2 separate regions of the Homo sapiens genome follow, and region 1 is linked to region 2. The links are chromatin loops, found by intact Hi-C in ENCODE. Cell type or tissue: ascending aorta. All regions are shown on one strand.

The links. Hi-C counts contacts between places; a loop is a spot of excess contacts. Peaks named below come from ENCODE experiments on the same cell type or tissue, not always from the same donor. Only the 100,000 strongest peaks of a DNase experiment are listed, where the experiment ranks them.
Region 1: it touches region 2 in a loop (2.2-fold over the local background); 3 of 110 quality-filtered maps call a loop at or near these places.

What each region holds. Positions count from the first base shown.
Region 1 is chr2:62,073,456-62,081,455 of GRCh38, reverse strand. All of the region lies in intron 2 of COMMD1 (copper metabolism domain containing 1), which reads right to left. Among named protein-coding and RNA genes, the nearest start is that of B3GNT2, 120 kb to the left of the region's middle. In ascending aorta, no CTCF peak of the experiment used is centred here; no DNase peak of the experiment used is centred here; H3K27ac peaks cover 799 bases.
Region 2 is chr2:62,010,417-62,018,416 of GRCh38, reverse strand. The region is part of intron 2 of COMMD1 (copper metabolism domain containing 1); the gene reads right to left. Among named protein-coding and RNA genes, the nearest start is that of COMMD1, 110 kb to the right of the region's middle. RefSeq lists an enhancer at 7,275-7,474. In ascending aorta, a CTCF peak has its summit at 4,179; a DNase peak (open chromatin) is centred at 4,076; H3K27ac peaks cover 1,094 bases.

The sequences.
Region 1 (8,000 bases), 63 kb before region 2:
AACATGGAGAAACCCCGTCTCTACTAAAAATACAAAATTAGCCGGGTGTGGTGGCACATTCCTGTAATCCTAGCTATTTGGGAGGCTGAGGCAGGAGAATTGCTTGAACCCGGGAGGCGGAGGTTGCAGTGAGCCGAGATCACGCCATTGCACTCCAGCCTGGGCAACACAGTGAGACTCTGTCTCAAAAAAAAAAAAAAAATCTAGATTGAGAAAAACTAGAGGGTAACATTCAGGGATGGTAGAGATGTAGACAAAGGAAAAATCTGATATGTTGCTGGCAGAAGTGTGAACTATTACAACCTTCTGAAAAGTGATCCAGCAGTAGCTATTAAAATTAATGCATGTATACCTTTTGCAACAGAAATCCTAATCCTAAAATCAAAAAACAAAAGCACCAGTATCTAAGGGTATATATACATATAGAATTTTTTTTTTCTGGTTTGTAGTAGCAAAAACACCAATAAAAACAACAAAGTAGAAACATCTTAAATGTCATTAACAGAACCTTCCCCAGAATATGGAATAAGTATTATGCAGCTATTAAAAAAGAAACAATGTTATATTTGTATCTGTTGAGCCAGAGAGTTGGCCATGATCTATTCAGTAAAGCAACTTGCCTGAGTAATATATATAATATAGCCAATTTTGGTAAAAAAAAAAAAAAAAATTCCAACTATCATCCAGAACTCCATAAGTATGATTATGTTTGTATTTGCAGGAGAAATGATGTCAAAGAATACTAATATTGGTAGAAATGGGGATCTCTTATTTAAGTTTTGTATATTTTTGTATTTTTCAGTAGTTTTATCAGTAGCAGTCTTTTGTAATTTTTGAAAAGGAGCTTGACAAATAAAATTTACTTGAGAGTTCTTTATCCCATTTAGTGACTGTTTAAAGAGAATTGGGACTATGAACTCCTGTTTCTCTGCTGGAAGTCAATTACATTCAACAACTCCCCCAGTGATTTCTCCCCTGACCACAACATGGCCCAAATGTACATCTCAGGCACCAACGAACAAACACCAAGTATACAGAACAGATAATGTTATCCACTTACTCAAAGTATACTTATTTTCAGCCAACTCTACTGGGTACTAGGAACAGGGCAGTGAATAAGGCAGGCACATTGCCAGTATTCATCTCTTTTTTTATTTTTTATTTTTGTAGAGACAGGGTCTCCCTATGTTGTCCAAGCTGGTCTCAACCTCTTGGGCTCAAATCATTCTCCTGCCTTAGCCTCCCAAAGTACTGGGATTACAGGCATGAGCCACTACTCCTGGCCCAAGTCTTCATCTTCATTCTGGTTTTCTTTGTGGACATTCTTCGGAAGCATATTGTTTATATGATTCTTACCATAGGTAGGTACAAGAGCAAGTCACACAGAATGCCAGTCATTACTACAGGAGGAAATCTGAGGTGCAAAACTATTTACATTTTCCAGGAAGTATAATTCTTTGGGTGCTAACTTTTGGAAAGATTATATCCAGACCTTTTGGAAAGATTATATTCAGAGATAATACTTTCCAGTGCTTCACAGTCCACCTCTCCCTATTTATTTAAATGCTACATAAAAGCCTTATTATACCAATTCTTAGTGAATTTCCAGTTCAATCCATTTTTTTTCTGTTGACATCTGACAGACACCAGCAGAGAGAATTTTGCCTTGAGCTTGGAAAGATGTTGTTTAAAGTGATGTCTCCAGGAATAAAGTCTGAAGGAAAAATGGTTTGTTTCTAAGTACGTACTATGTCCATTAACTATGCTACCCAAAAAAACACAAAAAATGTAAACCCAAAATAAACTTCTAACACCTCTCCAACCATCTGAATGGACTTCCTTCTCAGCCAGGGTGTCAGAGGTGTTCAAACCAGAGCAACTCCATCTTGAGTGAGGGCAAGGAAAATGAGGCTGGGACTTGCTGGGCTGCCTTCCCAGCATCTAGCCTCTAGATGTTTCCGGTGAAGGGAACAGATTGATAATATTTACTAAACAGACCCAGACTTGGGACTGTCCTAATATCCCAATATATGGAGAGCAAAGGCATTCCTAATTTTGCTTTAAAGATAATAATATTGATTCTTGCAAAATACAGTAATTAAGAACGAATGCTTGTAGCAGAGCACATCCCCCCATGATCTTTTTATCCTGTATATAAACAAGCACTGTACCCAGGGTGGATGCTTTCCTTCTCTTTCAGGAACGCCCTACTGTGTCTATGGAGTAGCTGTACTTTCACTACTTTGCTTTCTTAATAAACCTGCTTTTACTTTGCGCTGTGGACTCACCCTGAATTCTTTCTTGCACAAGATCTGAGAACCCTCTCTTGGGGTCTGGTTCGGGACCCCTTTCCTGTAACAAGGGCACTTTTAAAATTTAACGTGAAAGACTGGTTTAGGACATGATGGGAGGTGGGGGTCAGACATGCCTCATTATACCTCTCTGATATTAACATCAACACAGACTTTAAGCCTGAAAAGAAACATTTTACAACCTATTCTCTCTAAAGCCTACCACCTGAAGGCTTCCTCTGCAAATAAAAACTTTGGTCACCACAATTCTTTTTTTTTTTTTTTTCTGAGATGGAGTCTCACTCTGTTGCCCAGGCTGGAGTGCAGTGGCGCAATCTTGGCTCACTGCAACCTCCGCCTCCCGGGTTCACGCCATTCTCCTGCCTCAGCCTACCGAGTGGCTGGGATTACAGGCATGTGCCACCATGCCCGGCTACTTTTATTTTATTTTTTAATTTTTAATAGAGATAGAGTTTCACCATGCTGGCCACGCTGGTCTCAAACTCCTGACCTTGTGATCCACCCACCTCGGCCTCCCAAAGTGCTCGGATTACAAGCATGAGCCACCGTGCCTGGCCCCACCATTTTTTCTTTTCTTTTTTTTTTTTTTTTGAGACGGAGTCTCGCTCTGTAGCCCAGGCTAGAGTGCAGTGGCGCGATTTCAGCTCACTGCAAGCTCCACCTCCTGGGTTCACGCCATTCTCCTGCCTCAGCCTCCCGAGTGGCTGGGATTACAGGCATGTGCCACCATGCCCGGCTAATTTTTTTTATTTTTAATAGAGACAGAGTTTCACCATGCTGGCCAGGCTGGTCTCGAACTCTTGACCTCATGATCTACCCACCTCGGCCTCCCAAAGTGCTGGGATTACAGGCATGAGCTACCGTGCCCGGCTCCACCTTTTTTTTTTTTTTTTTTTTTTTTTTTGCATTGGTGTGATCTCCGCTCACTGCAAGCTCCGCTTCCTGGGTTCACGCCATTCTCCTGCCTCAGCCTCCCGAGTAGCAGGGACTACAGGTGCCTGCCACCACGCCCAGCTAATTTTTTGTATTTTTAGTACAGACAGGGTTTCACCGTGTTAGTCAGGATAGTCTCGATCTCCTGACCTCGTGATCCGCCTGCTTCGGCCTCCCAAAGTTCTGTGATTATAGGCCTGAGCCACTATGCCCAGTCCCACAATTCTTTATCTTAACCCAGATATTCCTTTCTGTTGATCCCAGGTCTTTATATAAACTCAACCAATTGTCAAACAGAAGAATTTTAAATCTACCTATAAGCTGGAAGCCCCACCCCACTTCAAGTTGTCCCATCTTTCTGTACCAAACCAATGTATTTCTGAAATGTATTTCCTTGAAGCTTCATGTCTCCCTAAAATGTATAAAACCAAGCTGCACCCCGACCACCTTGGGTTCTCAGGACCTTCTGAGAGCTGTGTCACGGGCCATGACCACTCTCATTTGGCTCAGAATAAATATATTTATTTATTTATTTATAAATCTCTTAAAATATTTTACAGAGTTTGGCTCTTTTTGTTACAAAGATTAGGTCCCTGTCCTGAAATTTGCAATCCCATAGAAGAGAGAGAAATATAAATAGATCCTGTCCACAATGTGAAGTAAAGTATGATAATAGGGATGTGTGGGAGGCTATACAAGTTGCCTATGACATGCGTAACAATGTCAACGCTGTTTGGTTGGCAGACTCTAGAAAAAGAAAATCCCAATTTGAGAGATAAAAATACCTTCAAATGACGTGTTTTTCCCTTCCATCAGTCACTTCTCAAAATAGAAGGAGGCAACTAATGTGGTTAACCCTGTGTTTAAAATTCACTATTTGTTCCTTTTATAATATTAATTCTAACAAGTATACCTAACAAAATAAATGTGTAATTTTATTATAAATTGGAACAATAAATACTATTTCTTCCTTCTCTTAAACCAAATTTAACAGAGCAAGTCTGTTTACAGTAAGTAACTGAACACTTTCCATTTGACTCTGCCAAGTTACATCAATCTCTTCTAATAATTATTTTTTTTCAGACAGGGTCTCACTCGGTCACCCAGGCTGGAGGGCAGTGGTGCAATCATAGCACACTGCAGCCTCAACCTCCCAGGCTCAAACGATCTTGCCACCTCAGCCTCCCAAGTAGCTGGGGCCACAGGCATGAGCCACGATGCCAGGCTAATTTTTTATTTTTTATGGAGACAGGGTCTCGCCATGTTGCTCAGGCTAGTCTCAAACTCTTGGGCTCAAATGATCCTCCCGCCTTGGCCTCCCAAAGTGCTGGGATTACAGGCAGGAGCCACTGTGCCTGACCTAAATACTCTTAATAAATACTCAACAAGCCACTTGTTTGTCTTGGTATATGCCCCTGCTTTCTCCTTCCTTTCCTTTGTTTTTACTACTCTTTCTTTATTTTTGAGATGGAGTCTTGCTCTTTTGCCCAGACTGGAGTGCAGTGGTGTGATCTCGGCTCACTGCAACCTCCGCCTCCGGGGTTCAAATGATTCTCATGCCTCAGCCTCCTGAGTAGCTAGGATTACAGGTGCCCACCACCATGCCCGGCTAGTTTTTGTGTTTTTAGTAGCGACGGGGTTTCACCATGTTGCCAAGGCTGGTCTCGAACTCCAGGGCTCAAGCGATCCAGCCGCTTTGGCCTCCTAAAGTGTTGGGATTACAGGCGTAAGCCACTGCAGACGGCCGCTGTTTTTACTGTTCTTTCAACTTGACCTCTTTCCCATCTCTGTTGTCTCCTATCTACCTATTCTTCAAGGCTTAGGCCAAAGACATCCTCTTTTATGCATCCCTCTCAGATGCCAACCTCACCACCTCTTGCCTCATCTTGGTCCCTCTCAGCACTTTATCTGTCCACTCGTCTGACAATCATCCTTTCCTAACAAAGACAACATTATGTACATCACAGCTCTTTTCCTCCAACAGGAATCTGATTCATTATTGCATCTACACAGTGTTTTGAACATAGTAAGCATTCAACAAATTACTGATCTGTTAAGGGATGAAAGGATGAGACTTTGTACCACAGTCAGGCAGAGTCAGAGAAAATGAGAGAAGCTGAGTCCTTTTGCAAAGCTCCCAAATGCAGCCAGGGTGGCTAAGACACTGGGAAAGGAATATTGCAACAGCAAGGTCTTTTCCATTCCCTTTATTATGTTCTCCCCCTACAGAATTCAGAGAAAAAGGTCTAGGAACTTACAACAGAGTGGTCTCAGACTGAGATATTCTTGCAATTCTGCTGGAAAACCTCTTTCTCTAAGACTTCCAAACCATTATATTGCCATGTGACAACATATGGTTCATACAAATCAGATGTCAAGAAATGTGCTTAATTTTTATGTCAGTTAGCATTTATTGAGCTGCTATACTGAGCAAGAAGTTGTGCCACACACTTAAAACATGTGTTGTTAGTGTCTGAATTGTGAGTTGTAGCTCTCAGAACGGGGTGGGAGCCAGAGGTCTAGGGCCAGGGTAGCGGAACTATGAATGGGATTTGAGTTCTAGTTCCTCATGAATTATGAAGCCTTGGGAAATTCATTTGGGAAACTCATGAATCCAGTTTCATTCTGTTCAACTACAAAAGAGGAGTTACAATGCTTACCTCATATGATTATATCCAGAGATAATTGAGACAGCATAAATAAGAGGCTCTAGCCAGAGGGTGATACATTATAGATGGGCTTTTAAAATTTTACTCTTAAACTCAGAGATTCCTTAAAGATCAAGTTGCAGGATGGGAGTGAGGAAGTGGGGGTAGCGACTGTGATAAACTGGAGACATTCTAAATTGCCTTTAAAAGGGAAGAGCCACTATTCCACCTTAGCCAATTACTGCTATAGAGGAACACAGGCCCAGTGATGTTTTTATTTTTTTTAAAGAGAAGTCAGAAAGTTCACATTAATATGAATTCTGTTTTTTTGAACACTGACATGTAATTGAAATTTTTAAAAAACATGTGCACCAGGCCAGGCATGGTGGCTTATGCCTGTAATCCTGGCACTTTGGGAGGCCGAGGTGGGTGGATCACCTGAGGTCAGGGGTTTGAGACCAGCCTGGTCTACATGGCGAAACCCTGTCTCTACTAAAAATACAAAATTAGCTGGGTGTGGTGGCGTGCACCTGTAGTTCCAGCTACTAGGGAGGCTGAGGCAGGAGAATCGCTTGAACCCGGGAGGCAGTAGTTGAAGTGAGCCGAGATTGCGCCATTGCACTCCAGCCTGGACAACAAGAGCGAGACTTTGCCTCAAAAAAAAAAAAAAAAAAAAAAACCACACAAACAAAATGTGCACCAAATGAAACATCTGTCAGCCTAAATTTGTAAGCCATCAGCTTGCAATCTATGCCTTAATGGCTAAGAGGGAAAGGAGAAATGGCAAATATATTAATAGTTCCCCTGCTAGAAGCTCCAAAGACTTGGTTAGAGTGGAAGTTAATGCCTAGTTATGATTTTACCACTTAGTTTTTGTTTTTCCTGTGCTGTGAAAATGATAATAGACAAGATAGAGAAGACAAACTAGACACTGCTGTTCAGAGACCATCCCAAACACAGAAAGCAGAAACCCTGCATACTGTTTAGCCTCCTGGGTTCAGAGTGTTGTATAATACAGAATTTGACTGGTTTGTCCCAAGTTCCTGGTAGAAGGCATCTAAACCTTGGAATTTCCCAAGTGACCACGAGTGTGTTTGTTATTCATGGTGGGCCCTGGTAGTTTAAACTAATGAGGCAATTCATTGTGGGCCCCCAGGGAGCTCATGCTAATGAGATAACTCAGGATGAGGGGTGGGCCAAGCCAGAAAGACCAACCATGTGATTACAGGGATGGGGCTTTGAGCCAGTTAATATTAGCCCAACCTCGGGACAGAGGAGAGCTGAAGACTGAGTTCAATCATGTGGCCAACCTTCAATCAATCATGCCTATGTAATGAAATCTCAATAAAAATCTTTGGACATGAGAGTCTCAATGGAGCTTCCTGGTTAATTAACACATTGATGTGATGGGAGGGTGATGTGCCCTGATTCCAAAGGAAGAGTGCATGGAAGCTCTGTGGAATCCTTCTAGACTTCACCCTACCTGTTTCCTCATTTGGCTGGCCCTGGTTTGTATAGTGTTAAGAGAAAAAATAAACTGTAAAGTATTTTGAAGATGTTTATTCTAGCTTAGCACGGTGGCTCATGCCTTTAATCCTAACACTTTAGGAGGCCAAGGCGGGTGGATCACCTGAGGTCAGGGTTAAAGACCAGCCTGGCCAACAAGGTGAAATCCTGACTCTACTAAAAATACAAAAATTAGCCAAGCATGGTGGCGGCACCTGTGATGCCAGCTACTTCGGAGGCTGAGGCAGGAGAATCACTTGAACCCAGGAAGCAGAGGTTGCAGTGAGCCGAGATCGCACCACTGCACTCCAGCCTGGGCAACAAAAGTGAAATTTTGTCTCATAAATAAATAAATAAATAGGTTTATTCTGGGCCGATTTGAGTGACCATGGCTCAGGGTACAGTCTCAAGAGATCCTGAGAAAGTATGCCCAAGGCAGTCAGGTTACAGTTTGGTTTTAAGCATTTTAGGGAAATAGAAATTACAGGTAAGGTATACATTGGTTCAGCCCAAAAAGGCAGGACATCTTGAAGTAAGGGCTTACAAGTCATGGGTATGTTTTAGGAATTCTTTAGTTGCCAATTAGTTGAAAGAGTAAAAC
Region 2 (8,000 bases):
GAAATAGAAATAAAATCTGGAGTTTAGTTAGTAACAAAGTACTACTTTTAGTTTTTTATTTTGACAAAAGTACCTTTGTATCATATTGGTTTTGTTTGTCCAGCATGCCTAATTCCTTTGGTGAACTGCTCCTCACTTATTCCCTGTGGTATCAGCTGTCAATTTATACCTTCCCTAAATTACCCTAATTCCAATGAACAGTGACTTCCCCCTGGGTAGCCATGTGCCATGTGACCTAAGCAGGGAAAATAAGAATCCACCTTTCATCAATATACATGTGTTGGGAAGACGGAAGTACCTGAAAAGATGCGTATGGGCCTGCTACCCATGATCTTACCTCCACATAAAGTCAGACTTTTTTTTTTTTTTGAGATAGGTCATGCTCTGACGCCCAGGCTGGAGTGCAGAGGTACAATCATGGCTCACTGCAGCCTCAATCTCCCCTCCCAGGCTCCAGTGATCCTCCTATCTCAGCCTCCCAAGTAGCTGAGACTACAGGTGCATGCCACCATGCTCAGGTAATTTTAAAAATTTTTTGTAGAGATGGGGTCTTCCTGTGTTGCCCAGGCTGATCTTGACCTCCTGTTCTCAACTCAAACAATCGTTCTGCCTTGGCCTCCCAAAGTGCTGGTATTATAGGCGTGAGCCACCATGCCCAGCCTGAAGTCAGCGTTTTTAAAGAATTACATGAACAGAGCCACACAGCCAAAAGATACCTTCATTTTTCTTTTTTTTTTCTTTTTTTGGAGACAGGGTCTCACTCTTGTCACCCAGGCTGGAGTGCAGTGGCATGATCACAGCTCACTGCAGCCTCAAACTCCTGGGCCCAGGCAATCCTCCCACTTCAGTCTACCAAGCAGCTGGGACTACAGGTGTGCACCACCATGCCCTGCTAATTTTTTTTAATTTTTTGTAGAGATAGGGTTTCACCATGTTGCCCAGGCTGGTCTTGAACTCCTGGGCTCAAGTGATCTGCCTGCCTTGGCCTCTCAAAGTGTTAGCATAAGAGGCATGAGCCATTGCACCCAGCCTTTAAATGATATTCTAAGAAGACTAGGCTGTTTTCTTTAGACTAAGAAGTGTGTGTGTGGACGGAGGCCAGTATCACAGGATCAAAGATCAAACTAATTTTGTGATCAACACTGTTACATTCACTAGGTTTATCATAATTCAGTTCAGGCTTTTGTACTGTATCCACAAGACTATAAAATGGCTCATTAAAATTCAGATATATTTCCTCTGTTATTGACTTATAATCCACTTAGGTTAATAACTCTGGCAATAAAAAGGAAGTTTAGCTTATTTGGCAGTTAATCTGAGCTGGTTCCTAGAGACTACCACTCATTAATGTCTTGGGTGATAAGAGCTCTGTTTAATTAATTATACAGAGTTATCTAGAAAATTCAGAAACATGATAAATTTACAACTTATCAGCTTCAAGTTCAGAAGTCCTTTTTTCTGTTTCCCTAGTAGCATAAATCATTTTTTAAAAATCCATACAAAATGTTAAGAATGGCCTCATATCATATGAAAAAATTAACTCGAGTGGATCAAAGACCTAAGCCTAAGAGTGAAAACTATAGAACCCTTAGTAGAAAACAGAGAGGAAAAGTTTCATGACATTGGATTTGGCAATGACTTCTTGGATAGGATACCAAAAGCACAGGCAACAAAAGTAAAAATAAACTGGACCACATCAAAATTTAAAACTTTTATGCATCAAAGGATATGATCTGGAGGGGAGTGAAAACCCAGACCGGGAGAAAATATTTGCAAATCCATATATCTAATATGTGATTGATATCCTGAATACATTTAAAAAAACTCCTACAACTCAACAACAAAAAAAACAATAAAAGTGCATAAAATGAGTTCAGGTGTTTGGTGTAGGAAAAAAAAAAAAAAAGAGGCTGGGTTCAGTGGCTCATGCTTATAATCCCAGCACTTTGCAAGGCCGAGGCAGTGGCTTGCTTCAGCCCAGGAGTTCAAGACCAGCCTGGGCAACATGGCAAAACCCCGTCTCTACAAAAAATATAAAAAATTAACCAGGCATGGTAGCTTGCACCTGTAGTCCCAGCTACTCAGGTGGCTGAGGTGGGAGGAACACTGGAGCTTGGGAGGCAGAGGTTGCAGTGAGCCGAGATTGTGCCACTGCACTCCAGCTTGGGCGATAGAGCAAGACCCTGTCTCGAAAAAAAAAAAAAAAAAAAGAAAAGAAAAGAAAAAAGAGAGACAAAAAGAAAAGAAAGAAAAATAAAAAAGATTTTTGAAAATGGGCAAACCTGGCCGGGCATCGTGGCTCACGCATGTAATCCCAGCACTTTGGGAGGCCAAGGCAGGTAGATTGCCTGAGGTCAGGCGTTCAAGACCAGCCTGGCCAAAAGTGGTGAAACCCTGTCTCTACTAAAAATACAAAAATTAGCCAGGTGTGGTGGTGTGTGCCTGTAATCCCAGCTACTCAGGATGCTGAGCAAGAGAATGACTTGAACTTGGGAGGCGGAGGTTTCAGTGAGCCAAGATTGCACCACTGCACTCCGGCCTGGGAGATGGAGCAAGACTCTTGTCTCAAAAAAACAAACAAAAAGGGCAAACCCAATAAGCACATAAAAAGATGTTCAACATCTCTAATCATTAAGGACTTCAACTCAAAACTAAATGAGATACCACTTTATATACATTCGGATGACAACTATCAAAAAAAAAAAAGAAAAAAAAAAAAAACCCAGAAACTAACAAGTGTTAGTGAGGATGTACAGAAACTGGAAACTTCATGTACTGCAAAAAACCGTAAAATTGAGCAACTGCTGTAGAAAATAGTTTGTCAGTTCCTTAAAAAGTTAAAACATAGAATTACCGTATGATCCAACAAGTCCACTCCTAGTATATACCCAAAAGAATTAAAAACAGAGACTAAAATAGATATTTGTATACCCATGTTCACAGCAGATTAGTCACAAGAGCCAAAAGGTGGAAACAACTCAAATATCCATCAACAGATAAATGGATAAACAAAATGTGGTATATGTACACAATGGAATATTATTCAGCCTTTAAAAGGAATGAAATCCTGATATGTACTACAACAACGATAAAAGTTGAAGACACTATGTGTAAAATAAACCAGACACAAAAGGACAAATATTGTGTGGTTCTATTTATATGAGGTACCTAGAATAGGCAAATACACAGAGAAAAAAGTAGAAAAGAGGTTACCAGGGGCTGAAGAGATGGAAATTGGGAATTATTGTTTAATGTGTACTGAATTTCTGTTTGGGATTTAAAAAAGAAAGATCTGCAAATAGTGGTGATGGTTATACAACATCATGAATGGGTTGGATGCAGTGGCTCATCTGTAATCCGAGTGCTTTGGGAGGTGGAGGCAGGAGGACTGCTTGAGCCCAGGACTTGAGGCTACAGTAAGCTATGATCATGCCACTGTACTCCAGCCTGGGTGGCAAGACTGCCATCTCTTAAAAAAGAAAACCATCTGTACTTAATACCACTGGGCTGTACTTAATACCACTGGACTGTACACTTAAAAACTGCTGAAATGGCCGGGCGCAGTGGCTCACACCTGTAATCCCAGCACTTTGGGAGGCTGAGGGGGGTGGATCATGAGGTCAGGAGTTCAAGACCATACTGGCCAAGCCAATATGGTGACACCCCATCTCTACTAAAAATACAAAAATTAGCCTGGCGTGGTGGTGCACACCTGTAGTCCCAGCTACTCGGGAGGCTGAGACAGAAGAATCGCCTGAACCCAGGAGGTAGAGGTTGCAGTGAGCCAAGATTGCACCACTGCATTCCAGCCTGGGTGACAGAGCAAGACTCTGTCTCAAAAAAAAAAAAAAAAAAAAAAAAAAAAAAAAAAAAAGGTTAAAATGGTAAAATTTTGTTATGTGTATTTTACCACAATTTTTTTTTTTTAAGTACTAAAGAAGGGCTTGGGCCAGAGGCCTTCTACATTTATCTTGGCAATAGAGCAGTGGCATACATGGAATGAAGCCCAGAGCCAACCAGCCAGTACACACATACTAGACAAACACAGGCAGTTCAACACTGCTGGGCAGGATACACTGTTGCCCTGAGTTTAGGACAAGGGATTTATATCCAAAAATTGCTTCCAAGTCCTCTTAAGGCTTGGCTTCCTGGCTTCCTCTCAAGCACCCCATCTGTCTGCAAGAATAGAAACAGACAGCCTGAACAGCTGAACGAAGTCCAACACCAGGGGCTGCGTGCTGGCAAGCTACTAGTCAGAGGCTGAGGACTTCAGCAGTGCCAAAGCCCTATTCTCACAGGGTCAATGAATCTGCAAAGACACTCATCTTTTTCTCTCCTCCTCTTTAAATCATTTTATTGGGTATAGTATACATAAGAAAGGGCACATCATAAGAAACAATGATTTTCTTTTAAAGTCTATAAAAAATTTATGTTCAGTAATCTCAAGTGCATCTCTCTGTAAGTTGAGAGTTTTAAAAATAAAATTACTTCAGCACAAACAACATCTTCTTAACTGCCAAATGTTAAATGATTTCTTTCATATTTTTCCCCAAGTGGAAGGGGTAATTATAGCTACCAGAAAACTCAAGTTGTATGTTAGACAGTCAACACTGCAATAAGACTGTTTTAACAATGACTAGAATTACCAAATTATGCTAACATAGTCTTACAAGAAAAAACAAGGTGTTACCCCCAATTCCTCACTTTCTCTCATTCTCTACATCCCTTCCAAGTCAACTCAAAGCAACTCACCCATATTCAAAACCTACACTCTACCTGCTCACTTCACTTCCTTAAAATTACCTCTATTTCCATGCCGTTATCTCACCTGGACCACTGTGAGAGCCCAGTAAGTGGCCTCCTGCTTTCACTTTTTTCCCCCTACAATACTGATTTTTATTAGTTATCCCTAGGTTTGACAAACAAGTTTTGGAACATATTATAATAAAAAAAGTTTTTAAAGGAAGGGACCTGTCATAAATGAGAAACAGAGATGGAAATGTGGAATGGAGATTGTGAGAAGTCCATGTAAACTCATTTCTACTATTTTTTGGAGTGGAATATTAATATTGGCTCCATTCATTTCTGAATACCTCATCTTATTAAGAGAATGAAGGATAACAGTTTTTCTTTTTGTTGTTTTGTATTTTTTTTTTCCTTGAAATCCCATTTACCTAATTAACATCACATGGAGGTTTCAAGGAAAAAGAGAATTGCTTTTAATGTGCAGAAAAGCAATTCCAACCTTAGTGATATTTTCCCCCTGGGATCTCAGTATCCCAGTACTGAGATCCCAGAAATCCATTCTCCATAGGTGAATCAAGGCAATCCTATTAGAATATAAGTCACATCACATCTTTCCTTGTTTAAAACCCTCTAATGGCTTCCCATTACACTTAAAATTCTTAACAAGGCTAATTTCTTGCCTTGGTTGCTCCCTCTGCCTGTATTTTGTGCCCCCAGATCTTCCTGGGGCTGCCTCCTTCTTGTCATTCAAAGCTCAGCTCACCTCAGAGAAGAAATCTTCCTTCACTCAAATTAAAGTAAAGCCACTTACTTTGAGATGGGGTCTGGGCATCTTAATTTCTTTTTAAGCTCCTCAGATGAGTCTGACATATAGTGATGCTTTGAATCACTAGCTAAGTGAATCTTCCTTTTGCTTATAATAGCTTTTCTGCCAATTTACTTCTTGCTACTTCTTACTGACAGCGGGCTGAAAAAATGGAAAATCAACATTGTGGGAGGTGGTGAGAAAGAAATGGCAATCACTAGGGACTTGTACTAAATCACTGCCAAAGGGGCCGGGTGCGGTGGCTCACTCCTGTAATCCCAGCACTTTGGGAGGCCCAGGCGGGTGGATCAACTGAGGTCGGGAGTTCAAGACCAGCCTCACCAACATGGAGAAACCCCGTCTCTACTAAAAACACAAAATTAGCTGGGCGTGGTGGTGCATGCCTGTAATCCCAGCTACTCAGGAGGCTGAGGCAGGGGAATTGCTTGAACCTGGGAGGCAGAGATTGCGGTGAGAGCCACTGCACTCCAGCCTGGGCAACAAGAGTAAGACTCCATCTCAAAAAAAAAAAAAAAAATCACTGCCAAAGGTCACGTGTGTGTGTGTGTGTGTGTGTGTGTGTGTGTGTGTGTGTATGTGTGTGTGTTTGAGACAAGGTCTCACTCTGTCACCCAGGCTGGAGTGGAATGGCGTGATCTTGGCTCACTGCAACCTCCGCCTCCTGGGTTCAAGTGATTCTCGTTCCTCAGCCTCCCAAGCAGCTGAGATTACAGGTGCATGCCACCACACCCAGCCCCAGCTAATTTTTTTGTATTTTTTAGTAGAGACGGAGTTTCACCAGGTTGGCCAGGCTGGTCTCAAACTCCTGACCTCAAATGATCCACCTACCTCAGCCTCCCACAGTGCCAGGATTACAGGCACGAGTCACTGCGCCCAGTCATACATCTATGCATTAAATGCAAAGATATGTTCATAAACTCTAGAGAATCCATCTTGCCTGTATCAACTTTTTTGTTGTTCTTATTTCATGATTCTCAGCTCTGGATCACAGAGTTTACGATGTTGGAAAAATCATATGTAAATGTCACCTCTTAAGAACTGCCTTCTTCAACTTCCTGGGTAAAGATAGCCATTCCATCTTTTGAGCTTTGGTAAGGCTCTTCCATCTCTGATAAAATTTCTTACACTAATTATTAACAACTTTCTTTCACTGTGAGCTCCATAAGATAATAAACTTGTCTGTATTGTTCACTGATACATCCTCAACTCCTATGTAGTGTCTGACACATAGGAGATGCTTTATAGTGAGTTACGTGATTTATCCACTCAAGAAATATTAACTGAACACCATGTGCCGGGAGGCATCCAAGACTGTGAGGATGCAGCAATTAAAAAAAAAAAATCTTTGTCCTCTTAAATGCTAATCTGGAGCACTGACAAGATTAATAAGTAAAATAGCATGCTAGGTAGTAATAAGTAACAAGAAGAAAAACAACTAAAGTAACAAAAGGCAGACCAGCAGTTGTCCACAAATTGTGGATGACTGTAAAGGGACACAGTCCCCATTTAGGGGCTGAGGAACGTGTTCTGGTTCTTGACTGTACTGGTGTTTTCACAGACATGTACACCAGCCAAAATTAACCAAATTGTACACTTTAAATAAATAGTTTATTGTATTATACATTGTCAATTGTAAATATAAAACATAAAGCAGGACATGGAGAATTCTTTTAGAGAGGTAGCTGGTGAAGGCCTAATGAGAAGGTGATTAAAAAAAACAAAAGACTTTAAGGAAGTGAAAAGGCTAGCCATATCTGGAGTAAGACGAATTGAGAAAGAGGCAAGAGCAAGTATACAGGTCCTGAAGATCCCTGGAATGTTTCAGAAATTAGCAACAAGGCCAGTGGGTCTAGCTAGAGTAGACGAAGTAAGGGAGAGAACTATTAATCTGACTGACACAGAAAGCCACTGGAGTGAACTGGAAAGCCATGAATATATTTTCTGAGTTATGCATTAACAGTCATTCTGGATGCTGTGTGTTGAAAACAGACTGAAAAGCAGAAACAGAGACATCGGTTAGGAGGATGTTATAATCTAGGAGAGAGGTGATGGTGATCTAAACAGAGTAGTTGGGGGTGGTGAGAAGTGTTCAAATTTTAGATATATTTTAAAAACAGACCCAGCAAGATTTGATGGTGGAATGGATGTGGGTAGGAGAAAACAAAAAGATATGAACTGGAAGAATGGAGGTGCCACTAACTGAGATGAGAAAAAATGCAGGGGGAACAGGTTTTGGAGATATATGAGGAACTTAGTTTTGGGCATATTCAATTTTTGATACCTTTTACACATTTAAGTCAGGATCTCCAGTATGTCATAAATATGTATCTGAAATTTAGGGGAGAAATCCAGTTTGGAGATATACATTTGGGAGTCATTACCATATAGATGGTATTTAAATGCAAGGAATTACATGAGATCAACTAGG